Linked DNA regions of Homo sapiens: region 2 is linked to region 1. The links are chromatin contacts, found by Hi-C or POLR2A ChIA-PET in ENCODE. All regions are on one chromosome and are shown on one strand. The core of a region is the stretch at or near the end of the contact, and the rest is flanking DNA. Distances in the headings are between cores, read along the strand shown.

Region 1 (7,034 bases), core at 1,356-3,855:
AACTATATTTTAAAGATGGAAGTTCTATCTGAGTCATTTTAGCAAATGAATTGAAGGTCTTACATCTAAGTGTCCCATGTAAGAGTGGAAAAGAACAGATGTAAAATGAATTTTAATGTAAGCATCTAAATATAAGTTTTCTCAGAACTCCTGTCTTTAATTTTCTTTACCCACTTCAAATCATGTAGCGATAACCTGTTAGGCTAAGGTCACTCCTGCTCTGCAGTGTGTCTGGAGAAACATTTATAATTAATTTGTTTTTAGGGTTCAAGTAAAGCCTAATTGGGAACAGACAAAAAGTTTAAGGTTTGCAAGGCAAGTATCATTTCATACAGGTAGGGAAATTTGGGGCAGCCTTTATTTAAGTAATTGATGTTAAAAATAAGGTATTACTTTGTTCATGTGGTTTGTGGTCATGTAATTTTATAAGTTAAAACTTAAATTATGATTTTGAAAAGTACAGTTGCAGCACGCAGATTTATGTGGATAAAAAATACATATTGGAGTAGAATGTGGTGCTAGGTTAGTGAAATATTGGCTTGGAAAAAGCATAAATTAAGCACCTGTACAGCACACACCCAGCACATTGCCTTCAACGGGTTCTCTGTAAGTTTTAGTTGAATTAAAGAGTAGGCTCCAGTAGCCGGGCATCATCATATCAGTAAGCCAAACTATTTAAAGACTTCATTTAGTACTATAGATTTTGACGTTTAAACTTAGAATGTCACAGTTCAGAATTTAAGATTTTGAAAAACTAACATGTTTACATGTTAAGAGAAAAAAGATGTTTTTAATCATATGTTTAAGGAACTGTGAGGGATGTGACTTTTGTATGATAATTTTCTGTTGAAATTACATGAATTATTCAGTAGGCTTCCACAATTATTATTGACTACTTTCAAAGGCATATGAGCACTCTGACGTCTTATATCCTTTTTAACATAGTAGCAGTAAAATAGCTAGATGTATCTCCAGTGGCTGATCCTGCCTAGCTTTCTCCTAGGGGGAGTGCTTTATTTAATTGCAAAATTAATACAGGCAGATGGAAAAAAAGAGAAAGAAAAGAAAAAAGTTATCCTTCTACCCTAGACCCTTTCCCCGGAGTCATTTACCTGTTGTAATTTTTTTATGCACTCATTCTGATACTGTTTGAAAGAGATTAATATTCTGGGGACATTTGATTAATAAAAGTGTAATCCTAGGTATCTGCTGCTTTCCAGGGATCACAGGCCGTTTCCCATGGCTGGAGCGTAGAGTGAAAGGTGATGGCTGGTGGGTGATGAGGTGGGCAAGGCCTGTGGAAGCTGTTCCTGCTGCTCTTAGACTTGTGCTAGAGTTTTAAGCATGATCAGACTGGGCTTTAGAAAGCTCATCTCTGGTTGTGGTTGCAGGGTGGAACAGTGCGGCCAAGACAGGCATTCAATCAGGAGGTCCCATTACTCTGGCGATCAGCCTCAGGAAGGCCAACATTCAGACAGTGGGTGGCCCTGCCATTGGCCCTTCATCGTCTAGACCAGTGCTTTTCAAACCTTAAAGTGTGTGCAGATCATCTGAGGATCTTGTTCCTGTGGAGATTCTGATTCAGTTACCTGGAGTGGGGCATGAGATTCTGCATTTCCAGTAGTCTCCGAGGTGGTGCTGGATCTCTGGACTGCCAGAAGCAGCTGGAATACCTGCTTTTGGAAGAACTGGGAACCAGCCAAAACCAGCAAACTAGGGCCTAGAATTCAGTGCAGAGGCCCAGGAAGGCTACCAAGTTAACAGCTTAGGATTCAAAGTAAAAATGGGGTGAGCTGTAAGGCTGACTGATGCAGTGCTATTCAGAACTGGGGCTCTCAGTGCCCTGTGTGTCCCTGACGCGAGGAAAAATGGATGCCTAGTGGTTGGGTGGAAATTAAGTAAGCCTGGAATAGGGATCGGAGGGCAGGCAGGCATGATGGTGTGGAGAGCCTGCTGAGCTACAGGTCTTCAACCAGTTCAGAGTCCTGGCTTCTTAACCTGACACTGACCCGTCCCATTTCGGCTGTGATCTCTCCTTGTACGTCACGGCCAAAGCCGGAGGTGCTGTCTGGTCTGAGCAGGGGCACGGGCCATTGACCCGGGGCTGCAGAGATCCAGATGCTGGTTAAGGAAAAGGGAAAATAACTGGTTCTGCAGGTATCTATTTATTATTCTTTAATTATTTACAGATTACAACCTCTGGCTCAAGGAAAAGTTTCATTTACATTATGTTAAAAAGAGATATCAAAGCTGTATTTGCACAGAAAAGACAATTTTGAAAAATGCTGAAAATTAAGAGAAAAAAATTTACCCAGATTCCACTATCAACAGAAAATGTTTAAACATTTATTGCTTTGTTTGATCCTCTAGTCATTTGTTTGTGTATGAATAAGTGACACTGTTTTTGAAAAAATGTATTTTGTAATCAAATCAAACAAAAATTTTAAACCTACGTTTTTCTCAGAGACTTCAGTAAATGGGCCAGGCTTGTTTTGTTTTGTTTTTGTTTTAACATTTTTAAACCTGTGAATAGAATACAAGTGTTAAGGCACAGTTATGCAGTGGTTTTCCCACAGAAGTGCTGTGGTCTGCCCTTGGGTTATGCTAGAGAACCATTGAAGACAGGAGTTGTTTGTTTGTGTTCCCATCAGATGGGTTGGTAAAGCAGAGGTTGAACTCCATCATGTGCTCAGGAATATTTGCCTTGAGCAAACACGGGCTAGAGAGTTATAATAAGCCTATCTCCTGTCCTTGTTTTTTTTTTTTTTAAAGAACCAGATTACAAAGAATATCTTAATTCTTTTTAAATAACATGCTTTTTTTAACCTTTAGGAATTTGAAATTTGGTGTGTGTTATGTCACCATGAACATTTGGTTCGTTATTTAGGAGCGACCTGTTTAACAACAGTCCGGTTAACATTTTACACCTATCTATTCCTATTCAAATTTTTGATTCAGTAGACACAGTCAAGGTATATCTGTTTTGTATACGTTAGTTTTCTATTGAATAACAACAAACACTGCATAATGTATAAGTACTTAACTACTAATCCTAAGGAACGAGGAGTAATGTGATAAGTGAAGCCAGCCCTTTCCTGGTCTTCAGGGAGTAATTCTTACATGGCATACAATTGTAACATTCTTATAATACTTGATACAGTGTTATGGTTGCACATTCTTGAGTCATATGATCTCAGATGGTTAGGAAGTGAAGTATTTGTAAGAACCTCAAGAATTTAGCTTTGAGCTCTTCCTGCCACAGATGGCCCTTAGAGTTTCACATCACTTATTGAAATGCCATCTGAGTAGACAAATATGTGGAAGCAAGCTTTCATCTTCAGTTTACATTCTCCAGTTCTTAGAATCATTCCGTGGCATGTCCTTTTCTGTATTGCATAAAAACACAGCCTAGTATACATGAGTATACCATGCGCTCTAAAAGTCTAAGTGGATTCAGTGCTTTAAGAAGTTAACTAAAGAAAATCCCAGTCAGTGATGCAAGATGTCATCCTGCCCTTGTCTGCAGTTGATCAATCAGTAAAGTTATGCAAGATGAGTAAGTTCTGGAGACCTGCTGTATGACATTGTGCCTATTGTTAATGATATCGCATTATATACTTAAAGTTTTCTAAGAGGGTAAATCTGATGTTAAATGTTTTTACCACTGGAAAAATAAAAGGAAAGTCCCAGCCTTAGGATTACTGGTTTATTAGGACCTAAAAGTCTCAAAGATGACTTGATTAATGTTTCTAATTATGAAAACAGCCCAATCAGCAGTGTGCTCTTGAGAATTAGTCTTACTTTCATTTTCAGTGAGTGATTCTTCCTGTGTGTGTTCTCAGACAGTTCAGTGGCCTGTGGGGATTTACCTGCTACTGATTCCATCTATTTAGATTATTTGATGCTTGCTTGCTTTTAGATAATCTTCTGAATGGAGATATTTTATAGGTGTTTTTTAGTTAATATGCTTTTACTTAAATAACAATGTAACTTTTACATATATAAGTATGTAAAAGAACACAGAGACAGTACTTATGTTCTTCTTTAGATTGGATGAGTGCAGACATAAAAAATACTTACATGTTCCCTTTCCTGCATACCACTAACACTGGGTTTGGATAATGGCTGAAATTTCTTTCCTTTTTCCTCTTTTTTTTTTTTTTTTTTTTTGAGACAGGGTCTCACTCTGTCACTCAGGCTGGAGTGCAGTGGCATGATCATGGCTCACTGAAATCTCCGCCTCCTGGGTTCAAGCGATTCTCCTGCCTCAGCCTCCCAGGTAGCTGGGATTACAGGCAGACGCCACCATGCCCAGCTAATTTTTGTATTTTTAGTAGAGATAGGGTTTCCCCATGTTGGCCAGGCTGGTCTCGAACTCAGTGGTTGAAATTTCTAAAGGGAAAGCAGTGGCCGTCAGCAGCATACCATGCACATTAGGGTCACCAGGGAGAATTTTAAAACACTGATGCCAGGGGCTTCAGGCCCAGAAATTCTAATTCACTTGATCTGGAGATGAGACCTCCTCTCATGGTATTTTATAAAAGATCTCAGGTATTTATAATACACAGGTATGGTTGATAATCACTGGCATAGAGTAATTTTATTGATCTGGGATCCATTGGCTTCTAAGGGGTTCTTACACTCTCACATTGTTATACTGACTTTAATGTTTGTGTGCACATGAAATTTTCTGGTCATACAATCCCAAGAATTTATGAGATGGGAAAAGAGGATGTGGCCACACAGTTAAAAAGCATTCATGCAGAAAGAGAAAAACAGAAATCATAGAGCTCTTCTACACTACACAGCTTTGAGAATTTGAGGAGGAAGGGGAGCAATCAGTGAAAGCATAAAAAGAGCTAGCAAAGGCAGAAAGAAGCAGTGGTGTGCTGGAGCTGGCACCAGCTTGTGAGAGCCCAGTTGTGTTTATCATCCCCATTTCCTTGTTCTGTGATGTCATGTTGATAGCATCAAAAAATGGCAAATGCTACATATCATTTGACTCCCTCCCCCAGGAGACACTGTAAGTATTAGGAAGGCCAGGTGGGGAGAAGTTGAAAGGATATGCATTAGTGCTTAGTGCTGCAGGGCTCAGCTGTAAGAGCCTGAGAGCTTCTGGACTTGCAATCTGCCCCTTCCAATTGGATTTGGTTTTAGTTGGTACAGACTGGCTGCAATTGCCTGATCTCATTGGTTTAATAAGTGTTTATGTGCCTGCCTCATTCCCCAATATCCATGAAGGCATCTGGTGAGTGCTGAATACAGGAATGAAAACATCAGAAGAAATGAACTGAGAGCAGATAAAAAAGGGTCTTGAATTACCCAGAGAGGTGAAGTGACTCATCACACTAGTAGTTAATAGCTGAGGTAGAACTGGATCCTAGGTCTCCTAACTATACCGCCCACACTAGGCTTCTTGAATTATATTTTTATGAGATAGGACCTTCTATAAATCATAGGATGGATGCGTGTAATCTCTTGGAATGTCATGATCAGATTCGTGCTTTTGAAAACTCACCAGCTTTGAGTAATAGGATGGATTTGATGGGGAAAAGGCTGTTAGGAAGCAGGGAGGTTGGATAGGAAGTTGCTGCAGACCAAGTAAGAGAAGTCCTTGGGGAAAAGGTCAGCTTTTGCTGACCATAGAATAAGAATTTTGCAAGACATAGAGGAAAAGAGGCTGACAGAGTGGGAGAAGTGAAATGAGCCTAGGAAGAGAGTTTTGAAGTGGGCTAGGGAAAGGCAAAGGACAGTGGGGTGATTTTGCTCCGATGACATGAGCTACGTGGACGAGTAGCTCCCTTCCTCAGGCTGGTTTTGTAGAGTTGGCTCTCAAGCATCCCAGTCTGCCCCTGACAATGCTTGAGACCTTCTGAATGCATTCTGTTGCTGCTGCATGTTCCTCTACCTGATGATAGTCACTGCTGCCCATAACTGGTAAGATTTAATTCACCCTTGGGAAAGACCACATCTACCTTTTTACTCAGGGCAAGTAAATAATTTGGGTGCTGGACCACTTGTCATGGGAACTCATATTCTGACCATTGCTGTTATCACTAGCTGCCCACCTATTGCAGAGAGGTAGCAGCAGTCTGGGGAGGAAGACTTCAGATTTTGAGAAATAATTTAGGGGAAGTTAAACTGATCGTTTTGAAATGTGAGTACTGTTTAAATGTTTTAGTATAGTTATAAGGATGTATATCTGGTAAAGAAAAATTAAAGCACTAAAAAAAGGGAATGTTGTATTTAATAAGAGATTTACTTTTGTTACTTCCTCATTTAACAGAAAAATCCAGCATGTACTAATTTGTTTACAGGTGCTTTTCAGTGGGAAGAATTGGAAGAAGATATCAGGAAGAAGTTGAAAGATTCTGGGGATGTTTCAAATGTAATCGAGAAAGTTAAATGCATTTTAAAAACACCAGGAAAGGTAAGTTGATTTGTTGTAAGTTAGTTTACTTTGACCCTCTGAATTATAACTCACATACTATGATGAATATAAAATTGAGTCGTTAGAAGAGTCAAATACTGTATAAATGTAAATGTTTTCCTTAAGTATATTTTACCATTTAAATATTTAAAACATAAACATGGGTTATTTGTATCTTAGATTGTGTGTGTGTGTGTGTGTGTGTGTGTGAGACAGAGACCTGTGTTGCCCAGGTGGGAGTGCGTTGGCATGATCTTGGCTTACTGCAGCCTCCACCTCCTGGGCTCAAGTGATATCTCCCACCTCAGCCTCCCAAGGAGCTGGGACTATAGATATGCATCACCATACCTGGCTAATTTTTAAATTTTTTGTAGAGACGTGGTTTTTCCATGTTGCCCAGGCTAGTCTCAAACTCCTGGGCTCAAGCGATCTGCCCACCGTAGCCTCCCAAGGTGCTGGGATTACAGGCATGAGCCACCACACTCGGCCCTATCTTAGACTTTAATTTATGTAAGAATTAAAATACATGTGAGTCATGTCTTTAAAATGCTCGTTTGCGAATTCTGCCTTCTGAAACATTCCCCTGGAGCTCTGGGAATACACA
Region 2 (7,183 bases), core at 2,924-5,423, 110 kb after region 1:
GAATGGCCAATGATCCTTCTCTGTCCTCTTCTCTCTTCTGTGAGTGTTATGAACATTAAGAGCTTTCCCAGAAAACTTGGGCATTGTGCCTATATTTAGTTTTTGTTGTTGTTGTTTTGAGACGGAGTTTCACTCTTGTTGCCCAGGCTGGAGTGCAATGGTGCTATCTCGGCTCACTGCAACCTCTGCCTCCCGGGTTCAAGCGATTCTCCTGCCTCACCCTCCCACGTACCCGGGATTACAGGTGTGCACCACCATGTCTGGCTAATTTTTTGTATTTTTAGTAGAGATGGGATTTCACTATGTTGGCCAGGCTGGTCTTGAACTCCTGACTTCAGGTGATCCACCCGCGTCAGGCTCCCGAAGTGCTGGGATTACAGGTGTGAGCCACCATGCCCAGCCTATATTTAGTATTTTGCTACTCAATCTCATTCACTTTTCAGTCAGCACACAGTTCTTTGTTTTTGTTTATGTCATTTTATTTAGTTTCACCAAAGGGCTCTGGGTTCCTCAGATGTTGTGTTGTGAGAAGAAGACCAGGCCCAGAGAGCAGAAGAATCCCTGGCCTGGGTCAGGACTTGCTTTCTCGTCTGAGGCCTCCAGCTGGTCCTTTAGGTTCTCTGAGATTCAGCTTCTGCAACTGCTTACCTCACAGAGTTGCTATGGACATCAAACCAAATAATGACTATAAAAGCACTCATGTAAATTATGTGTTATTATTAGAAAAGTTTCCATTTTATACCAAGACAAAGGAACACTGTTATTCATTTGACATGTTTTCTTTTTATTCTTATTCATTTTACATGTTTTCCCCTTCTATTTCTGTCCATGGTTCTCTTCAAATTTTATAATTTAAAATGATATCATCATTATTGAGTCATAACTGAGTGAGCCATTGAGAATATGAATCAGCTGAAACTGAGGGAAAAATAATCTCAAGTCCAGTAGGACCTGACATTACAGAGTCAATTTCTGTTGGTGACAACCTTATTTCTTGTAAAGTTCTAAATGAAACCCTAAGTCAAAGTTATGTTAGAACTTCTAGGACAAGGAATCAGGGAACTCAATGGGCAATACATAGGGAGTCAGGGGAGTTCACAAAAGCTGCAGAGGGCAATTTTGAACCTGAAGGCCTAGTAACCTGTAATCATCCTTGAAGTCAAGAATATTGTAATCTCAACAAGCTGAATAAAGGTGGCCAACTAGTGAATCAAGCCTGTGGTTATGCAATGGTTTGCCTTGCAGTTCTGAAAGCTTGCTGACAGTAGGTTCTCTTTATCTCCACCCTTTCACTGAAGCGTCTTAGCCCAGGAGGGTTGAACCCGTATTAGAAGCCCATGCCTAAATTAAATTTCTTAAGCATTGGCCATTATCATCCACCATGTTTCTGTTGTGATTGATGTATCTATAACTGACAATTCAAGAAACCTACTGCCGGGAGTGCCAATCTTTGATTTAGAAACATGGTGTCTTTTAGAAGTCTTGTAGAACCCTTGACTCTTTCTCACAATGCTGTTTTTAAAAGCATAAAACTAAATACATAGGATACCAAAGAAACCAATTATACTGAAGAATAGTTATCAAATACTTTTTAAAAATATGTGATATAGTTAGATGCTTCTTTATTAATACATTAAATAAGATCTACTGATGGATTTAAATAAGTATTGTATCTTCAAAATGGTGATGAACTTAAATGATGTTTCAAAGCATTAGCAACAACTGTTGGTGACTGAGTCACAGGTGTTGATTGTTGTTTGTTACTGCTACGGTTTGGATATCGTTTGTTTGGCTCCACTCAATCTCATTTTGAAATGTGACCCCCACTGTTGGGACTGGGGTCTGCTTGGGGGTATATGGGTCATGGGGGTGGATCCCTCATGAATGGCTTGGTGCCATTCTTGCAGAAGTGAGTTCTCATTCTTAGTTCTCAAGAGAACTGGTTGTTGAAAAGAGCCTCTCTGGCCAGGCGTGGTGGCTCATGCCTGTAATCCCAGCACTTTGGGAGACCGAAGCAGGTGGATCATTTGAAGTCAGGAGTTTGAGACCAGCCTGGTCAACATGGTGAAACCCCGTCTCTACTAAAAATACAAAAAAATTAGCCAGGTGTGGTGGCGGGAACCTGTAATCCCAGCTACTTGGGAGGCTGAGGCAGGACAATTGCTTGAATTCAGGAGGCGGAGATTGCAGTGAGCCGAGATCGCGCCACTGAACTCCAGCCTGGGAAACAGAGACTCAGTCTCAAAAAAAAGTAGAGCCTCTCACCTCCCTCTTTCTTCCTTCTTGCTGCTTCTCTTGCCATGTGATCTCTGCACCTGTTGGTTCCCCACTGCCTTTTGCCTTCAGTGAAAGCAACCTGAGGCCCTCACAAGGAGCAGATGTTGGCACCATGCTTCTTATACAGCCCACAGAACCATGAGTCAATTAAACCTCTTTTCCTTATGAATTACCCAGACTTAGATTTTTTTTTATAGCAACACAAATGGACTAAGACAGTTACCTGCCTTCTTAATTGAAAAAATTGCTAAATTTTAGTTACAGGTTAGTGAAAACAAATAAGTGGGTCTTTCCCCATCCAAGTTTATAGAACCTTGGAATTCTATCCAAGAGCCCCTTGGGTGTCTGCAGACCTCAAAGTCAGCTCCTCTGCCAGGATGGCTTCTTTGCTACTGGCCCAAAGGACAATCACAAGAACTAAAAAGAACAGTATCACCTGTACCTTCCTGGTATATCTGCTTATAAAACCCAAATTTCACAGCTTGTCCCCAACTGGCAGGCTTCTATAGCATAAGCTTAATGGCAAGAAATGATAAAATTCATGTGAGATCTACAGCCAATGTATATTTGCTTTGTGTTTTTGCTAAAGTGACCAGATATTTCTACAACAGATAGTCATGGCTTTAGACTATTTGTCAAAATAAACTTTTAGAGTTGTCTTGACTTTGATGCCTTCTAGGCCCCTTGAGGGAAGCTGAGAAGGCAAGTACAAAAGTGGGCTAACAGCTACATAAAAATAAGCTAAGGCCCACATCAAGATGTGGTGTGAGGCTGGGCATGGTGGCTCACGCCTGCAATCCCAACACTTTGGGAGGCTGAGGCCAGGAGTTCAAGACCAGCCTTGGCAACATAGCGAGACCTGCTCCCTCAAAAAAACAAAACAAAACAAAACAAAACTGGGCATGGTGGCACACACCTGTAATTCCAGCTACTTGGGAGGCTGAGGTGGGAGGATCACCTGAGGTCAGGTGTTTGAGACCAGCCTGGCCAACATGGTGAAACCCCAGCTCTACTAAAAATACAAAAAAATTAGCCAGGCATGGTGGCATGCACCTGTAGGCAGGAGGATCGCTTGAACTCAGGAAGTGGAGGTTGCAGTGATCCGACATCATGCCACTGCACTCCAGCCTGGGTGACAGAGCAAAACTCTGTCTCCAAAAAAAGAAAAAAAAAAAAAAAGAAAGAAAAGAAATAAAGAATGAAAAGTGGCATGAGAGTAGGAGCAGAAAGAGGCAAGAAATATTTGGGCTCAGGCACCAAAATAAGCCCAGGCTAAACCAAGTTTCACAAAACTTCATCCCCCAGCCCCAAGCCTGGGGAACCACAGTGTGGGCACAGTGAACACGTTTGCAGCCACTTCCTCAGCATGAGCTGAGATACCACATAAGAAGAAATCAAAACAAAACCTACCTCTTTTTTTTTTTTGGCTTGAGGGAGCTAGTTTTATTTTAGGGGCTAAAAAGAGGAAAAGGATGTACTGATTTCCACAGTTAGGCAGTATCTGTACAGAATGTTTTAAGAAAGCAAAGAAGTTTAATAGGTGTTAGAAATAGTATGCTTTAACCTTTTCAAGTGGCATGGGTTTTAATTTTGGCATAACTTTTAAAGGAGACATTGCTATCTTTTTTTTCTTTTAATGTGTACAACTTATGCAGTAAATTATAAGGGTGTTGGCCAACACATTTTATATATATACATATATATTTGTGTAAAATATATATATGTAAATATTTTTCTGTTTTTGTTCTATTAGCTAATACATACAAAGAAGCTAGATACAAAAGCATCACTTCTAGAAAATAAAGGATACTAAACCAAAAAGATGATACAGCAGTGCTCATGCTTCCTTAGTTGTTTGTTGTTGAGTCACTTACATGGTTTTTCCAGACAAATGTCTGAGGGAACTATACCTGCTTTGATAAGGGTTGAGTCAAAAGTAGATGAAGGAACTGCTATGAATAGAAAAAAGGAAACTCAAGCTGCTGGTAAGCTTAGGAAATGTGGAAATGAGATCATATTCAGAGAACAAATTTACTTTTAGTTTTGAAATAACCCCTTCTCTGAATGGGTAAGTTCTATGTAGTCCAGCCTGTGGAAAATACTCAGTGATTAAGGGGCTGCCAGTGGCTATGGGAAATGGACTTGGTTGGCTTCTACTGGAGGTGGGGGTTTGCTGCTCCTCCTGAGAAATGGGGCTGCTAAGGAAAGGAGTCAGCTCTGCAGGTCAGGCCCACGGATTCTCAGTGTTCAATGCCATGTGCTTCACAACAGTCTGAGTGTGACATTCTCAGTGTTGCTTTTGATTTCTATGTTTCTGAGAAGCAGTTAGTCTCACATTGATCTCAGCTTGGTGGTCCCTGGGTTTAGTGGGAACTCCCCAGCCATGGTTAATACCATCCTCTGCGTCCGTGGTGACACTGGTTCATGGACTTGCCTCTTTCTTCATTCCCTTTTACAGAAGGCTGATGGTTAAAGTCCCAGCCATAATCCTACCCAGGAATATAGTTCCAAAATTTAACTATGGGAAAAACATGACCATAAGTTTCCCTAGAACTCATCTTTGCAGTGTTTTAAATGGAATTCTGGAACATTTGTGGTCTCTTGCTCCTGTGAAGAGGTTGTTTCCTGCTTTGCTTTATAGATGCCATTTCCTCCCTGGCGCATTTAAAAAACCACTGCATACAGCATTCTGGGAGCTATAGAAGGATTAAGAATGACCTTTAGCTGAGGAACGAGACAGCACAGCTACAGGAGATTCTGATCTATTTTCTTTTTACATGTACAGTGTTGCACCTCTATGGAAAGCACTGGCCAAGTTCCAAGCCAGCCTCAAGCAGACCCTAAATATTCCAAAGAAATAGCCTGCAGTCACTACAAAACTTGCCTAAAGACATGCCAGGGTAAAAACCCAGTTCAAATCTGCTAAAGGTGTCTCCCACTCAAAGGGTAGAGGGCAGGGATTTCTTTCTAAATGAGGGAACATAAGATAAGGTACACATTATGATAATACCATTTCCTACACTTGATAGTTTGAAAACCACTTTCACAATGGTTCTCTTATTTGTTTTTTGTGGGGTTTTTTTTGGCCAGGAAAGTACAGTGTACATCATTTGCTTTTTAGACATAAGGTTAATAGAACAAGAGCAATGATACAGCTAAAAGTTATACAATCAATTACATAACAGATATACTTAACAAGAGGTAAGAACTTTTTTTTTTTTTTTTGACACAGAGTCTCATGCTATCACTCAGGCTGGAGCACACTGGCGCGATCTCAGCTCACCGCACTCCACCTCCCGGGTTCAAGCGATTCTCATGTCTCAGCCTCTTGAGTAGCTGGGATTACAGGCTTGAGCCAACACACCTAGCTAATGTTTGTATCTTTAGTAGAGATGGGGTTTTACTGCGTTGCCCAGGCTGGTCGTGAACTCCTGACCTCAAGTGATCTGCCTGCCTCGGCCTCCCAAAGTGCTGGAATTACAAGTGTGAGCCACCGCTCCCAGTCAGAATATTTTTTAAAAAGTCTTTATATATGTTAGATAGTTAATACAACAGATAATGGCAATTAAGGAATGAAGCATGTTACGCAAGTAGACTTAATTTGGAAGGAAAATAAACATTTACAAAACAGCTACTATGAGCCAGGCATTGTGCAGGGATCTTGACATGCATTATTCCACTTGATCCTTACAGTAGGTTAGTAGTATTCGCTAATTTTCCAAAGAAAAAGAAAAAAACTCTAAAGTTCAAAGAACTCAGTGGTTACACTGAGGCACATGGAAATTGTACGATCTGAGAGGTGAGCCCATGTCTTGCCATTACACCACCCTACCTCATTACTTAGGATAAATGTTGCCCATGATTTCTTCTTTTTCCTTTTGATTTTACCATCCCTTCATCTGAATGTGATTACACTCATTTCACTCTTTATAGCTCCTTTCACCATCATCATCACTCTCATAATAACGGTGATCGTTCACTGACCTCATTTAATGCATCTTATTATAGTTATAGATTTCTCTTCTTACCCATGTTAGTTATACCATATGTTTCTTGAAAGTAGGTCTCAAGTCTTATTCATTTTTATATATTAAGCAGCATCTTACTACCATTTTACATCTATTCTCTTCCCAATAAGTGTTTTTTGAATGAACTAAGTGAAGCAAAATGGCATGCCTGCAGTCCTAGCTACTTGGGAGGATCCCCTGAGCCTAGGAGTTTGAAGCTGCAGTTAGCTATTATCATGCCACTACACTCCAGCCTGGGTGACACAGCAAGACCTTGTCTCTAAACAAAAAAGAAAGAAAAGAAAAAAACCAGAGCAGAAATGACTTTTTACAACAGACTGAGAAAAAGAGGACACATTTTTGTTTGTTACTGGATCATCATAACAGTCATGGTCAGTGAGTTAGGATGATAATCTGATGAAACCGATTTGCTCACGAGTGTCCTTTAGATTCTATTCCCATCCTGGCAGCACTTCTTGGGTACCATCCAGGACCTGCTGTCCACAGCCTCCAGCCTGAACCTCTTGCCTTGACCTGTTCATCCTGCTTCATCCTGTCATGCTCCAGACCAGATGGGCCTCCAATGTCATTGCTTGGTTTCTGGTTTCCATCTCTACCTCATCATTTGGACTTGATGCCTGACAGAGCTTTGGATTCTCCTCTCCTGTTGGTTGTCTCAGGACCGTTTGGAATGCTCTTCTGGGGACACTGATTTCCCATGCAGTGAAAAGACACAGGCTACATGAAACTTTTCTTTTCTCCTTCCTTCTTCCTTTCTTCTTTCTTTCTCCTTTCCTTTCCTTCCCTTTCCTTTCCTCCCTTTCCCCTTCCCCTTCCTTTCCTTTTTTTTTGGACAGTCTTGCTCTGTCGCCAGGCTAGAGTGCAGTGGTGTGATCTCA

What was found. Hi-C counts contacts between places; a loop is a spot of excess contacts on that map. ChIA-PET counts read pairs that join two places held with the same protein, here RNA polymerase II (POLR2A). Pooled maps may share reads with other maps.
Region 2: a pooled map shows a loop between it and region 1 (4-fold over the local background). The contact joins two enhancer-like sites. A Hi-C loop is called at or near these places in 8 of 50 pooled maps. POLR2A ChIA-PET finds 5 or more read pairs at or near these places in 2 of 52 experiments (T-cell and activated naive CD8-positive, alpha-beta T cell).

Annotation. Positions count from the first base shown.
Region 1 is chr5:95,757,191-95,764,224 of GRCh38, forward strand. RHOBTB3 (Rho related BTB domain containing 3) reads left to right here. Exons shown (of 12, transcript NM_014899.4): 7 at 6,318-6,430. Among named protein-coding and RNA genes, the nearest start is that of RHOBTB3, 29 kb to the left of the region's middle. RefSeq lists an enhancer at 3,364-3,413. Within about 2 kb of position 2,606, at least 15 of the 41 ENCODE cell types and tissues checked have a DNase peak (open chromatin) inside an H3K27ac peak, as active enhancers do.
Region 2 is chr5:95,866,003-95,873,185 of GRCh38, forward strand. The region is part of intron 1 of LOC105379091 (a long non-coding RNA gene); the gene reads left to right. Among named protein-coding and RNA genes, the nearest start is that of LINC01554, 17 kb to the left of the region's middle. Within about 2 kb of position 4,174, at least 7 of the 41 ENCODE cell types and tissues checked have a DNase peak (open chromatin) inside an H3K27ac peak, as active enhancers do.